Regions from separate parts of the Homo sapiens genome. Here regions 2 and 3 are each linked to region 1. A link is a contact called in ENCODE Hi-C or POLR2A ChIA-PET data. All regions are on one chromosome and are shown on one strand. Each heading gives the region's core, a stretch centred on a gene start or an enhancer-like site at or near the end of the contact. The rest is flanking DNA. Distances are from core to core; before and after follow the strand shown. Region 1 has its middle 23 kb from the start of CD83. Region 2 overlaps ATXN1 (ataxin 1). Region 3 has its middle 33 kb from the start of GMPR.

Evidence for each region. Hi-C counts contacts between places; a loop is a spot of excess contacts on that map. ChIA-PET counts read pairs that join two places held with the same protein, here RNA polymerase II (POLR2A). Pooled maps may share reads with other maps.
Region 2: a loop to region 1 is called in a pooled map, with 6 times the contacts of the local background. The contact joins two enhancer-like sites. A Hi-C loop is called at or near these places in 2 of 50 pooled maps. POLR2A ChIA-PET finds 5 or more read pairs at or near these places in 2 of 52 experiments (PC-9 and T-cell).
Region 3: a loop to region 1 is called in a map with no recorded cell type, with 14 times the contacts of the local background. The contact joins two enhancer-like sites. A Hi-C loop is called at or near these places in 3 of 37 single-sample maps with no recorded cell type and 2 of 50 pooled maps. POLR2A ChIA-PET finds 5 or more read pairs at or near these places in 1 of 52 experiments (PC-9).

The regions. Positions count from the first base shown.
Region 1 is chr6:14,092,072-14,096,693 of GRCh38, reverse strand. No RefSeq gene overlaps it. Among named protein-coding and RNA genes, the nearest start is that of CD83, 23 kb to the left of the region's middle. RefSeq lists enhancers at 1,207-1,336, 2,230-2,359 and a cis regulatory region at 858-1,358. Within about 2 kb of position 2,398, at least 8 of the 41 ENCODE cell types and tissues checked have a DNase peak (open chromatin) inside an H3K27ac peak, as active enhancers do.
Region 2 is chr6:16,320,744-16,325,365 of GRCh38, reverse strand. All of the region lies in intron 7 of ATXN1 (ataxin 1), which reads left to right. Among named protein-coding and RNA genes, the nearest start is that of GMPR, 84 kb to the right of the region's middle. RefSeq lists enhancers at 2,626-2,685, 4,163-4,622. Within about 2 kb of position 2,510, at least 22 of the 41 ENCODE cell types and tissues checked have a DNase peak (open chromatin) inside an H3K27ac peak, as active enhancers do.
Region 3 is chr6:16,203,005-16,207,626 of GRCh38, reverse strand. It overlaps the pseudogene RNU6-1114P. Among named protein-coding and RNA genes, the nearest start is that of GMPR, 33 kb to the left of the region's middle. RefSeq lists enhancers at 1,593-1,802, 2,013-2,102. Within about 2 kb of position 2,117, at least 9 of the 41 ENCODE cell types and tissues checked have a DNase peak (open chromatin) inside an H3K27ac peak, as active enhancers do.

The DNA of each region.
Region 1 (4,622 bases), core at 1,149-3,648:
CTAAGCCCCCTCGTATGGCCTAATATGTCCCAGACCTCCAGACTCAGGGTTTATGAGAGTTGAACGAAGTTTCTGTTATTACAGGTATCAGCCATCAAGATGTGCACAGAGAAAACTCAGCAACTGGGAAATCAGCTGCATGGTAGCAAGATACACAGACTTGGAGTCAGAAGATGTGGGCCCAGACCCTGATATCCACCCACTCTTGTGGGTGGGCGCCTTCTGAATGTGAAGGGAGGCTAATAATAGTGCTCCTGGGAGTCCAAAGACTGATGCTTTGGAGAGGCCTCTGTAAGCCAGCATCCTCCTCCAGCAGTGCTCAGGCCTGGAAACAATCCACAGGCTGTTTAAATGGCCATCACAGAGGTTTTTTTCAAGGCAGAATTCTGCCTTCTCTTGACAACAAACAAGCAAGACTTGAGAACACCTGGGGAGAACTGTGACCTACATGCCTTTTTGTCCAGGCAGGAGAGGCTGACGCGCCCTCAGTTCTCCTTCACCCACCCCTACCCAGTGCAGCTAGAAACCTGGGGGTGTGTTCCAATGGCCATTTAGGGTCCGACACTGCCATGGGCCTCACACAAGAGAACTCTTGCTCTGCAGCCAGCTGTCTTCCAAAGCAGGGAAGCAAAGGATTCACCCAGAGGGCCATGCGAACTTCCCGCCCTGGCTTCCAAGCTGGTCACCCGCCTCACTCAGCACATGACCGCCTGGTCCAGGGGAGGCCTCTGAATTCACAGGCATAACTGTAAATGCAAATTCCCATGTAAAGCTCATGGATGAAAGGAAGGAAATGAGAATTAGGACTCAAGTTCTGTTGGGTGAAATGTAAAACCTGGGTATCTACTCTGATAAGATTAAAGTGAGTAATTGGCAGGTGGACCAGTGGTGAGCTTCAGGGATCAAGAACACAGGGAAGCAAGTTTAGAGGCCAAAAAGGCAGCCACTGGGTGCTAAGCAGGGGAGAACTAGTGATGTTGACTGCCTATGGCCGGGTGAGGGCCGAGGACGAGCCTCCCAATGCTGGGCACAGGTACAGCTGCTGACGTTGACCACTAGGTACAGGAAACCAGGCAGACCTTTACAAAGGCTGGGCAACATCCTGGTGAGCTCCCATGTGGAACCCACAAGAAGCCACGTTTAGTCTCACAACATTTATGGGGAAATTCCCCTGAATTGACGTTTAAGCTTTAATAGAGGAAATCAACATTCTCAGTAAATCTGGTAAAAGGTCTATGGAAACTTTGTTAAATTTCAGCCAGAGACACCCCCAATGGCTGGTCCAGCCAGTGCTGTCCATTATGCAGCTCATTCCATACAAAGTCCTTGTTCTCAAACTTGGCTAAGGCCTCCTATGAGAGAACACCTTCTACACCAGAAGGTATAATTAGATGCCCTATGGTAGCTTTTAGCCCATGTTTTGAAAATCAGCGAGGTGCCTGAGCTGAGGTGGCTGGCGGATGTGCATTGAGGAGATAGGCTGACATGGGGTGTGTTCATTAAGTTATTCAACAAGCATTCATTTACTGGGTATATAGAGTTTCCAAGCCATCATGCTTAACACCGTGGAGCCCAGAGCAATGGATAAAATGGAGCAAGTCCATTTTGCTCCCCATGGAGCATGTCAGAGGCCAGTTGGGGCCAAGTGTGTGTCTGGGAGCAGGAGGGCAATGGCAATCGGGATGCCTGTGAGATTTCCTGCTGTACTTCCTTGGTGGGGCCAGACCAGAGAATGTTGCCTATTGAAAAACATTTCTTTGTAAGGGCTTTGTAAGCAGACATCTCCAGCTGGGAGCAACTGAGGAATTTTTTAATCAGAGCCTTGATCTGCTCTTGCGGCACTGCCTGAGGCTAGCAGTGTCCCTATAACACCAAACTGAATTCTAAAAAGAAAAAAAATCAACTGATTGCTTCCAAATACTGGGATGCTTATGGGGGCATGTGTGTGTGTGTGTGCGTGCGTGTGTGTGTGTGTGCCACCATGCCCGGCAAACTTTTTTTGTATTTTCAGTAGAGACAGGGTTTTGTCACGTGGACCAGGCTGGTCTCAAACTCCTGACCTCAGGTGATCCGCCTGCCTCGGCCTCCCAAAGTGCTGGGATTACAGGCGTGAGCCACCGGACTCAGCCAGGGCTCTGTTGTTATCCCCACATCATGCCCTTCAAGTATGCCATGCTGCCGGATGTCAGGAACCAGGCTCCAAGGGGTGGTGTCTTGGCATGACTTAGACAACCAGAGACAACAACCCCAAAACAGACCTCTGGCCTTTCTCTCCTCCTCCATCTGCCTCCTGCCAGAGAAACCAAAAGAAGAACTTACTTATAAAGGCAGTCATGGGTCTTTTCACTTGTGGCACTGTGATGCCTGGCCACTGTGGGGTTTTGGAAAGGGAAGTAGCACTGACATCATAGAAACCTAGAACTGAAAAAGACCTGAAATGTTCATCTTGTCCAGGCACCTCAGTGAGACAAGACACAGCTCCCTCTCCTTGCAGCTCTCCCTGAAGATGCAGAAATAGTACTCTACCTCCTTCAGTTCTTGCTGCCAGGGCTTTATCTCCCAAAGAGGGAAGATTTTTCTCGCAACTTGAGTTCTCATTTAACTCCAGTCTACTGTCTTTTTTTTTTCAGCCAGGAGGGTCCACTAGTCAGCATTAGGCCCCTCACAAACTTGCAAACTCAAAGATAGTGGTGGAAGTGACTATTAGTCTTTTCATTTCAGGCCAGCTAAACACAATTATCTCCACCTACATTCTTCACTTGGTTCCTGTACTGTGCAGGTTTTGTTGTTGTTGTTTTTTTAATCTATACTGTTTGCAATTTTTCCACTATTTTTTTCAAAAATGTGACTGGGGTACATTGAATTTTTGTTTCCCATTCTTCACTCTCTCTCTGTTACAGAATTCTACACCCGTGACCTTTGCCATGTGACTTTGCAGTGGCTCTCACTAGAATGAGTGCAGTGTTTTTCCTCACCCCATGGAAGCTTGGCTCAGCCACAGGCTTTGCCTTGAATAACAGACGCTAGTGGAAATGATGTAAAAGAGGCTTTAAATGTGCTTGCATGATTTGACTTGGCCTGTTGTATTTCCGCCATCACCGTAAGAAGACTATGCCCCAGGTGGTGCCAGTTCCAGAACAAAATATATAAAGCAGGCCCAAAGTAGACCTGGAGCCTGGAGCCATGCCCAGTGGAGCCCAGCCAAGATCAGCTGAGTCCCTGCCAATCCACAGACCTGTGAATAAAAAAATGAATGTTTGTGGCGTCAGCCAGTGAGACTTGGGGCATTATTTGTTATACATTATTGCGGTAGTTGATGACTAATAAAATTGCCAAAATAAGGTCTGATTTAGACTAGAGATGAATTATTACCCTATCCTTGCATCACACACTCCTCAAACCACCTCTTTTGTGACACCTTCCTTGGTTCCTTTAGCTTCTCTACAACTTGTCCACCCTAAATCCTTCTTTTTGGTGTCCTATATTTGGGCCCCTGATCATAGTCAATAAAACGTTTTCTAGAAGTCAGTCTGACATATTACTCAATACTTGCATGTTTGAAACCTTATCAACAAGACTATAAAGTCATTGAGAACAGGGACCATGCGAGTACAGGATGGATAATAAAATACTCTTATTAGGAACATTCTGTACCGTGATCTCTCATCTTTGGCAGAATAAGGCTTCCAGATGTTAGCTGGAAACACATCACCATTGCATTCATGGAATTAGCATAAGGCTATGCACACAGTAGACATAAGACGCATTCGAATATTTATGGAGTGTCCATTGGAGAAGCAAAAGTAACTGAGTTGTCAATCAAATAAATATTTCTGATCTATTAATACTCAATGTCATATGCCTTATCTTTTTTGATAAAGATAATATTCAAATTCTCAATTCCATAGATATTGAATATAAGCATTTCTCTTTCCCAGCCAAAATACATCAATAGAAATAAGTGAGAGATAGTGAAGCCACCTATTTAAAAGGCCTGTGAATCGCTTCTCAGCCTTTGGCGAAGATTAAGTTTAAAAGGACTATGAAGCAAAACCTTGTGTAAAGCTAATGTTTACTTCCTATTTTACAGTGCTCTGTTTCATTTTTATTAATAAAATACACTTTTGTGTATGACAGCTGATCATATTTGATTTTCATATTCTCTATTTAAGACCAGAGAATATTCTTCAGAACCACATTTTTTTTCCCACAGTTTAGTTTCAAATGTAGTATAGTTCCTCTTTTTATAAAACAAGTCAGGAAGGTTTGTTTTATATTAAAGCATTCAATGAAAGGGTGTTTTTTTTTTTTTAAATACAAATCTACTTTTCATATACTGGAACTTTCCAGATGACTGGTCAGATTACTACAATCGCATGTTATATTGATCTGGAGTTCAAAAAAACACCAAAAGAACAATGGGATAAGCCTGCTTTCCTTCCAAGTATGGGCATAGCTATCAAAGCACCACAACTGATTTTGCAATATTCCAGAAATTATACGTCAAAGTGAATCTTGTTCCTTCAAATCAGCCACCTTATTCATTTATTCCAAAGAATTGCCAGTGGTCAAAACTGTGCTGAAAATCTTTTTATGATTTCCTTCAAAGCCATTTAAAAAAA
Region 2 (4,622 bases), core at 1,261-3,760, 2.2 Mb before region 1:
CGGGTGGATCACCAGAGGTCAGGAGTTCGAGACCGGCCTGGCCAACATGGTGAAACCCTGTCTCTACTAAAAATACAAAAATTAGCCGGGCATGGTGGTGTGTGCCTGTAATCCCAGCTACTCCAGAGGCTGAGGTAGGAGAATTGCATGAACCCGGGAGGTGGGGATTGCAGTGAGCCGAGATCAGGCCACTGCACTCCAGCCTTGGACACACAGCAAGACTCTGTCTCAGACAAAAAAAAAAAAACAGATGGAAGGCAGCCCTAAGTGTGATGGACCAATATAGGAGGCTGCTGGGGAGTGGGCTCTGGACTGGTTAGTTTGCATATGAAAGTCAGGCTCCTAGGAATTAGCTCTGGACTGGTTGGTTTGCATATAAAAGTCAGGCCTCTAGGAATTAGCTAATCCTAGGAGAGACTATACCTCTGGGATCCACAAGACACTAAAATATCAAAGCATCAGAAAATAAAAGCGTGGTTAATACAATCTGAGAAGTCAGGGCTGTCCCAGGTGACCTGCTGGGCTTGGGGTAAAGTCAGCTGTAGCCAAGATGAGTCACTGGAAGTATGGTTAACGCTCTTAATTTCCACAGGCTCCTTCAATCTACCCTTTTCCAGGTTCTTAGATCGATTACATGCATTTATTCCACAGCCCATTTCTTTCACTGCCCAAGTTGCTGGGAGTCCAGCAGGTTCAGCCTGCAGCTGAGAGCTTTCCTGGCTATCGAGCGTACTTTCTACAAGTGTTTCCATCTAGGATTTGAAAACATTCAAATGGGACAGAGCCTCCTTCCAGCTTGAGTTGAAAATAGTCATGAAATAGCTGCTATTTGGGACATTCAGATAAAATAAAACAAGAAAAAAAAGATAAACTAATTAATGGTTTGAATTGTTTTGGGCATTTTTTTTTTTCATTTTTGAGACAGTGTTTCTTGTCTCCTAGGCTGGAATGCAGTGGTGCAATCATAGCTCACTGTGGCCTTGACCTCCTAGGCTCCAGCGATCCTCCCACCCCAACCTCCCTAGTAGCTAGGACCACAGGTGCATACCACCATGCCCAGCTAATTTAAAAATAAAAAACATTTTAGTAGAGATGGGGTCTTGCTGTGTTGCCTAGGCTGGTCTCAAACTCCTGGGCTCCAAGCAGTCCTTCCACCTCGGCCTCCCAAAGCCCTGAGATTACAGACACGAGTCCCTATGTCTGGCTTTTTTGAGCATTTCTTAAATGCCCAAGTGAGGAAAGGACCAAATCAGTTTTCCAGAACCACTCGTGAATGACTGGATATGGGGGCTTGCACAAAGCCGGGGCCCTGCATTGCCGAGAGCTTTTAGCCCTGAATACTTTTCTTTGTATTATGAGATGTCACTGTAGGTTTACAGTCTTTGGAAGGGCCCAAGAAAGATTTCCCCAAAGATCTTATTTAAAAAAAAAAGAAAATCAGGATTTTTAAAATAAATGGCATAATAATACAGCTCACTACCCCTCTGTAGTGGCTGTTCACTTCCTGCATGAATTAGGGGTGGGTACTAGGAGAAAGAAAATGAACTACCTTGAGCAAAGTTGACTCTTCACAGACCCCAGGTGACACATGGAAAATAAACATGAGTGAAGAGTCATTGCTTTTCATGGTACTTAGAATCCTTAACACATTTTTGTGAACAGAGGCAGGTGTGAAAAGAGGTTTTGTTTAGAAATGCGACTGGTTCCTTGCCGGCCAGCATCAACTTCAGCTTGAGAATGAAGGCAGCCACTTCAGCTGTGGGCCACACTTCCCAGGCCTGGCAGCCTCTGCAGAAACCAGACTCTTCTATTTTTTTTTTTTTTTTTTTTTTTTTTTTTTGGAGACAGAGTCTTGCTCTGTCACCCAGGCTGGAGTGCAGAGTGCAGTGGGGTGATCTTGGCTCACTGCAACATCTGCCTCTTGGTTCAAGTGATTCTTCTGCCTCAGCCTCCCAAGTAGCCGAGACTACAGGCACACGCCATCACCCCCTGCTAATTTTTGTATTTTTAGTAGAGACAGGGTTTCACCATGTTGGCCAGGCTGGTCTCGAACTCCTGACCTCAGGTGATTCACCCGCCTCAGCCTCCTAAAGCTGGGATTGTAGGCGTGAGCCACTGCGCCCAGCCCCTTACAGCCCTCTTCTGTTCTTGGGGAGGAAGATCTAGGTGTGTTTTTCCCTACTCCAAACTTTGCAAAATTAATGATTAAATGAAAGAGAAATTGGCTTCCCTGTGAAGTCAGAGCCCTGTTCTCATGTTTTTTCCCATAGTGAGATCACTAAATCTCTCTACTGACAGCCAGGGTGCAGACGAGCAGGTAGAAGTGTTGTCAGGGCCTGTTGGCAGGTCTGTGAGGTTGGCCCCCGCGTGGCTATGCTGCATGCCGGGAAGGGCTTCCTCAAAGAAAGGCAAGTGTGCTGAGACCTGCTGAAAAGGCAGCTAGGGCTTCACGCTGTAGAAACAAAAGTGCAAGGCCTGACGCAACCAATGATTTGTCACTTTACCGAGGAGCCTATCAGAAATCGGCTGACATCATCACAGCTAAAATACTCCACCAGCTGTGTTTGCCACAAGTGACAGGTTCAGAGTCAGTGGAGACTCAGACAGAGAGCATGAGAGGGGGAGATGGGAGGGAGAGAGAGAACTCATATCTGGACTTAATTGAGGTTCCAAAGGCTACATCCTTCTCCCCTCTGCAGTGCCTTCCTGAGGGGTTTTCTCCCCTAGCCTGAAGAATCTTCCTGGTCTTCTCAACTGGTTAGGCACTGCTGACACTGCACCCACAGAGAAATTCAGAAATGTGCAAATTGTTGAGCTTAATAAGCAAAATCACAAATTTGATTGGGGAAGTTGTGGAAGAAGAGATGGTTTTCTCCAAAACAGATGGCATTGTGACTCTAGGCAGAAATCCTGCATGAACAGACTCTTGAGGATGCCTGAACTCATAAGACCCCCCCAACATCACACCCCCAGGGAAAGCAGTGTGATATAGTATGGTGGTGACAGACCCAGGGGTGCGGATTTGGGTCTCTGGCAGGACAAGTTACTTCACCTCTCTGAGCTGCAGCACTCTCCTCTCTAAACCAGGCAAATGAGTTTTGTTTTTCTGTGGGTTTTTGTGTTCGTTTGTTTGCTTGTTTTGAGACAGGGTCTTGCCCTGTCACCCAGGCTGAAGTGCAGTGATGGGATCATTGGCTCACTGCAGCCTCAACCTCCTGGACTCAATTGATCCTCCCACCTCAGCCTCCCCAGTAGCTGGGACTATGGGTGTGTACCACTACACCCAGCTAATTTTCTGTGTTTTTTTGTAGAGACAGGGTTTTGCTATCTTGCCCGTGCTGGTCTGGAACTCCTGGGCTCAAGCGATCCACCCACCTCGGTCTCCCAAAATGCTGGGATTATAGGCGTGAGCCACGGCGCCCGGCCACGTATGATTCTTCATAGGAGATAATCTCTTGAGAGGGTTCCGTTTTTTAATGCTTCACTTTTATACTTTCCAGAACAGCACAGCCCTTGTAAAAATTTATTAGCGTCGGTTAACAAAAAACCAAGAAGAGCATTAAGATGAACATGTACTGACCTCATGCTAAGCGGCACACAGACCTCATGGGAACTAAAGCCATGGCATATAAAACTGAGGGGTGTTTAGTTTGGGGATGATTTTTAAGGGGCTGAATTCCTCATTAAGACTGTGGAAAGATGCCCCCAGCATTGTCCCAGCTGACGCTCCAGACGAGGCAATGTAGGAGAAAAATGCTTTTCCGTGTTTGTCACTATCCCTGTGGCATTGCCCTGCCCAGTACAGCTTTTCTCCACTCGAGCAAAGCGTCTATGCATCCCCCAGGCCCCCACCTAGGTGCTGTGGGAGGAAAGGGGAATGCCAGGTGTTGTCCATTGTTACTGCGTGCACCAAAGGAAGCCTCCTTCCTCTTCAGTGGAGGGTGATAGCACGTTCCCCACCCTGGAAGAGAGTTGCTGCTTTGCCATGCCTTGATTCTGGTTGAGAGTCCCAAAGGATGACAGAATCACTTCCCTTGGGCCTCACTGCCAAATATAATCCACTTAATATCCTCCAAGTTTGAGGCCATAAGTCTGTGGCGCATCCAGATGCGACCCCCGAGGCGATAGCATCAACGTGGGAGCCAATGCAACTCAAAAGAAGGATGGGGCTTCGCACCTCCTCCTTGGGTAGGAAGTAGGTTAGCTGCTTGGAAAATGCAGGAACTGGCACTGAAGAGATCTGAGTCTGAACATATCCCTCACCCGTCAGTAGCACTGGGACCTTGTGCAATGTTAGTTTTCCCTTCCCTGCTTCAACTTAGATGGCTCGGGCCCTGAGAAAGTGATTCACAGCTGAAAAATAAATCAAAGGCCTCGTGTTCTAAAAAGAGTTTATGGAAGGAGAGGCAGCTGATGAAAGTCTAGAAAGAAGGCTGAACTTTTCCAATGAGCACAATAAGCCATTTTTACCCTGCCTGTAATCCTCGGGGTGGAATCCCGCGAGTGGCCGAGGCGAGCACCCTTCCCGCCGTTCCTGTTTCTAAGGCTAAATGATGTCATGCCAGCCTGCGTGAGCATATCAATCTGTATTTCTGAGTATGAACTGGATTTGAGGGGTGCAT
Region 3 (4,622 bases), core at 868-3,367, 2.1 Mb before region 1:
CGCTCTGTTGCCAGGCTGGAGTGCAGTGGTGCAATCTTGGCTCACTGCAACCTCCGCCTCCCGGGTTCAAGCGATTCTCCTGCCTCAGCCTCCCGAGTAGCTGGGACTACAGGTGCACGCCACCACACCTGGCTAATTTTTGTATTTTTAGTAGAGATGGGGTTTCACTAAGTTGGCCAGGCTGGTCTCAAAGTCCTGACCTCAGGTGATCCACCCACGTTGGCCTCCCAAAGTGCTGGGATTAGAGGCATGAGCCACCGCGCCTGGCCAAATTAGATCATTTTAGAGCTGAAAAAGCTTAGAAATTATTAGTCCAATTCTTTCATTTGTTAACGGGAAAACGGAGGTCAGAGATGTTGAAGGACTTGCCCGAAGTCACCTAGTTAGTGGCAGAGGCTGTGTCACGGAGTCCATATCTCCAAGCTTTCAGGCCAGCATTATTTCCTGAGCATTGCACTGTCTCTTATGTCAGGACTCAATTATTACATTAAAAGTTCCCAATCAACTGTAATTTATACGGGCTTTTAGAATACTTATAAAAACTGTATAGTCTTAGTACGTATGTCAAAAGAACTTGAATATTCTAAATTAAGCCCCACATTTTTCAAGGAATTCGGAAGGGAATATTTCTTGCTCATTCCAGATAGTTGGTTACTTGCCACCAAATTGAAGAAGTGGCTTAGCAGAGATGGTTGCTCTCAGTGAAAGTGGATCCGTACTCATTATTTCTTCCTGGCCTTAGATGTCAGCAGCCTATTTTAATTCACTTAAACCTTCATGTGTCACATCCTGTCTGGACCTCAGGGTTTCTGGAAGAAACAGAAAATAGGATTCAAATAGCCAGGCTTCCGGTCTGGAATAAGGATGCTGTGGTGTAGTGTGCTGTGTTTACCACTAGAGGGCACCTTTTCCCTTGCTTTGGAATCGAGTTTTTCAGAAACTGGAGTTTGCAATCCTCTGTATCTGTCCCTGTGTCCACACGTTAGTAAATTTTTGGTGGCTCAAATGAAATGCTCTTCCCGTACAACAATGGCACTCTGCAATCCTTAACAGATGTGATTGCTGATGGGGATAGTTACAATTCATTCTAGTCAATTAAGAGGAAATTGATGAGGGTGATACTGCCCAGGGGTGAGCAGAAAGAAGTCTAAATGTTTGGATTGGAAAAGGACTAAGAAGAGCTAATACCCTATGCTTTGGTTGTCTGCTTTAGAAGGAAAGCGTTCAGAATAATAATATGATTTAACAAGACAAATAGGGCAGACATATAGGATAAGCCTCATCCTACACAGGTGTGTAGCTAGCAGCCACCTGGTACATTCAAATTCTACTGAGGAAGAAAGGCAGACAAATACTGGGTTTAAAATATCTATCTGGCCAGATTCAGTAACTCAGACCTGTAATTCCAACACTTTGGGACACCAAGGTGGGTGGACCACTTGAGCCCAGGAGTTCAAGACCAGCCTCGATAACATGGCGAGACTTCATCTCTACAAAAAGTACAAAAATTAGCCAGGTGTAGTGGCACACACTTGTAGTTTCCACTCTTTGGGAGGCCAAAGCAGGAGGATTGCTGGAGGGTGGGAGGTGGAGGCTGCAGTGAGATGTGTCACATCACTGCACTCCTGAGGCACTGGGCGGGGCTCAGCAGCTTGTTACAATGTTTATTTTAATTAGATTCTAGCAATTGCAGCCTGTGCAGTGTAGATGTCCTAGGGCTGCCATTGTCTGCCATTCAGGGAACTTGGAATTAGAGCTCTTTGCAGAGATCTTGTGGGCATTAGGGAGAGGAGAAGAGGGGATGGAGTTATGTTTGAAAGTATGAGGAGCCAGTGGAAAAGCTAGGTTCTTGACTATGCCTGATTGGCCAATGACATGGCCACAGTTTGGTAACTGGCTGTGCAGATCCAGATTCTGGGTAGCAACAGCCCTGTACATCTGGCAACACTATGGCGTGTCTCTGTGGCAGCTTATTTTGAGCGTCACGGCTATTACCCAGAGTCAGGAGTAATGTCTTTCATTCTGAGACATCTAAACCCCCAACCACAGGCATGTTTTCTTCCAGGGCAGAGGGCAAATGCAATTACATCTGTGACCAATTTGCACAGCTGGGAGCTCAGCCTCCTGACAGAAACATTTATTTGAGATTCAAGTCTCTAGGGAGCTGGGTCACCAGACAGGAAGTAAGGTCCAGCAAGCATGTGTTGTCTACTATGTGAATGCTTGTTAGGCTGGGCCAGGAGAACAAAACAAAACAACACAAAATGTCAACTTAAGCTTTTAGAAGCAAAAAATCAGCCTTTTCTGTCTACAAACCAGGTTTCTCAGGGCATAGAGGAAAATAAGAATATCCAAATAAGACGGTTGCCATTGACCCCAGTACAAACATAGCATGCACATGGGACATGGAACTCGTGGAAGGGGCAGCTGCCTGGGAGTCAAAGTCCTGGTTTCCAGTTGTGGTTCTACCACTGTGAACTGTGGCATCCTGGGCAAGTCACTTTGCTCAGGCTTTTTATTTTGCAGGATTTTTGTGTCATTCTTGCTCAGAGGCCATGGTAGTCTTCTCCGTATCATTCCAATTTTTAGTATATGTGCTGCTGAAACGAGCACTTTTTTCTTTCTTGCTTGCTTGCTTTTTTTTTTTTTTTTTTTTTTTTTTTTTTGAGACTGGGTCTCACTCTGTCACCCAGGCTGGAGTGCAGTGGTGCGATCACAGCTCACTGCAGCTTTGACCTCCCAGGCTCATGCAATCCTTCCATCAGCCTCCCCAGTAGCTGGAACTACAGGCCTTTTCTGGAGCTGGAAGATAAAGAAAACCAACATGAAAGCATTGAATAGACAAATCCAGAGACCAGCCTAATGATTCTATTTAGTATTTACCCACAGGACAATGTCTCTGGATTGTATTTATTTATATTGTCTCCCAATGGCTTTATTGAGACATAATTCACAGATCATACAATTCACCAATTTAGAATGTACAAGTCAGTGGCTTTTCATATATTCATAGAGTTGTGCAGCCATCATCACACCAATTTTAAAACATTTTTATAACCCAAAAAAGAAACCTGCCACACTCCTTATTTATCAGCCATCACTCCTCAGGGCCTTCCCTGATTCCTTCCAGCCTTAGGCAACCAATGATCTACTCTCTGTTTCTACAGATTTGCCTATTCTGGACATTTCTTATAAATGGAATAATACAATATGTTGTCTTTAGTGACTGGCTTCCTTCACTTAGTGACTGATTTCCTTCACTTAGCATAATCTTTTCAAAGTTCATCCATACCGTAGCATGTATCAGTACTTCGTTTCTTTTTACTTCCAAAAAGTATACAATTATATGGAAATACCATACTGTGTTTATTCATTTGTCCATTGATGGACATTTGGGCCGTTTCTACCTTTTAGCTCTTATGAACAATATTCTGTGAACACTGGTGGACAAGTTTATGTGTGAACATATGTTTTCATTTCTTTTGGGTATATACCTAAGAATAGAGTTGCTGGCTCATACAGTAACTTTGTGTTTAACCTTTCATGTAACTGCCAGACTGCTTTCGAAGGCAGCTGCACCACTTTATTTTATTTTAAAAAATATGTTTATTTTAGATTCAGGGAGTACATGTACAGGTTTGTTACATGTATATATTGCATGATGCTGATTTGGGTTTCTGCTGAACCCATCACCTAAATACTGAACATAGTACCTAACAGGTAGTTTTTCAACCCTTGCCTCCCATCCTCATTCACCACTTTGGAGTTCCCAGTGCCTATTGTTCCCATCTTTATGTCCATGTGTACCCAATGTTTAGCTCTGACTTATAAGTGAGAACATGTAGTATTTGGTTTTTTGTTTCTGTGTTTAATTCACTTAGAATAATAGCCTCCAGCTGCATCCATGTTGCTGCAAAGGACATGATCTCATTCTTTTTTATGGTTATATAGTATTCCATGGAGGTGCACAATTAATTATATATTCCAATGAGCAGTGTATGAGAGTTCTAATTTTGCCACTTCCTTGTCAATACTTGTTATTTCTGTTTCATAAAAATTTTAGCCATCTTAATGGGTGTGAGATGACATTTAATTATGGTTTTGATTTGCATTCCCTGATGGCTAATGATGTTGAGCATCTTTTCATGCACTTATTGGCCATGCATTTATCTTCCTTAGAGAAATGTCTATTTAGATTTTTGCCCATTTTTTAGTTATTTGGTGTTTTGGTGTTGAGCTGTGATACGTGTAATATTATCTGCACATTTTTTCTCTTATTCATTGTAGGCTTGTCTCTTCATTTTCTTGATGGTGTCTTTGGAAGGACAAAAGTTTTTTAGCTGAATTGTGTGCAATTAATCTATTTTTTTCTTTAATTGCTCATGCTTTTGGTGTCATATCCAAGAAACCATTGTCAAGTCCAAGGTCACGAAAATTTACACCCCTGTTTTCTTCTAAGAGTTTTATTGGATTAACTCTTACGTTTTGGTCTTTTCTCTATTCTGAATTTGTACACATTGTGAGACAGGTCCAGCTTCATTTTTTTTTTTTGACATGTGTATATCCAGTTGTCCCAGGATCATTTGTTGAAAAGACTATTCTTTCTCCACTGAATGGTCTTG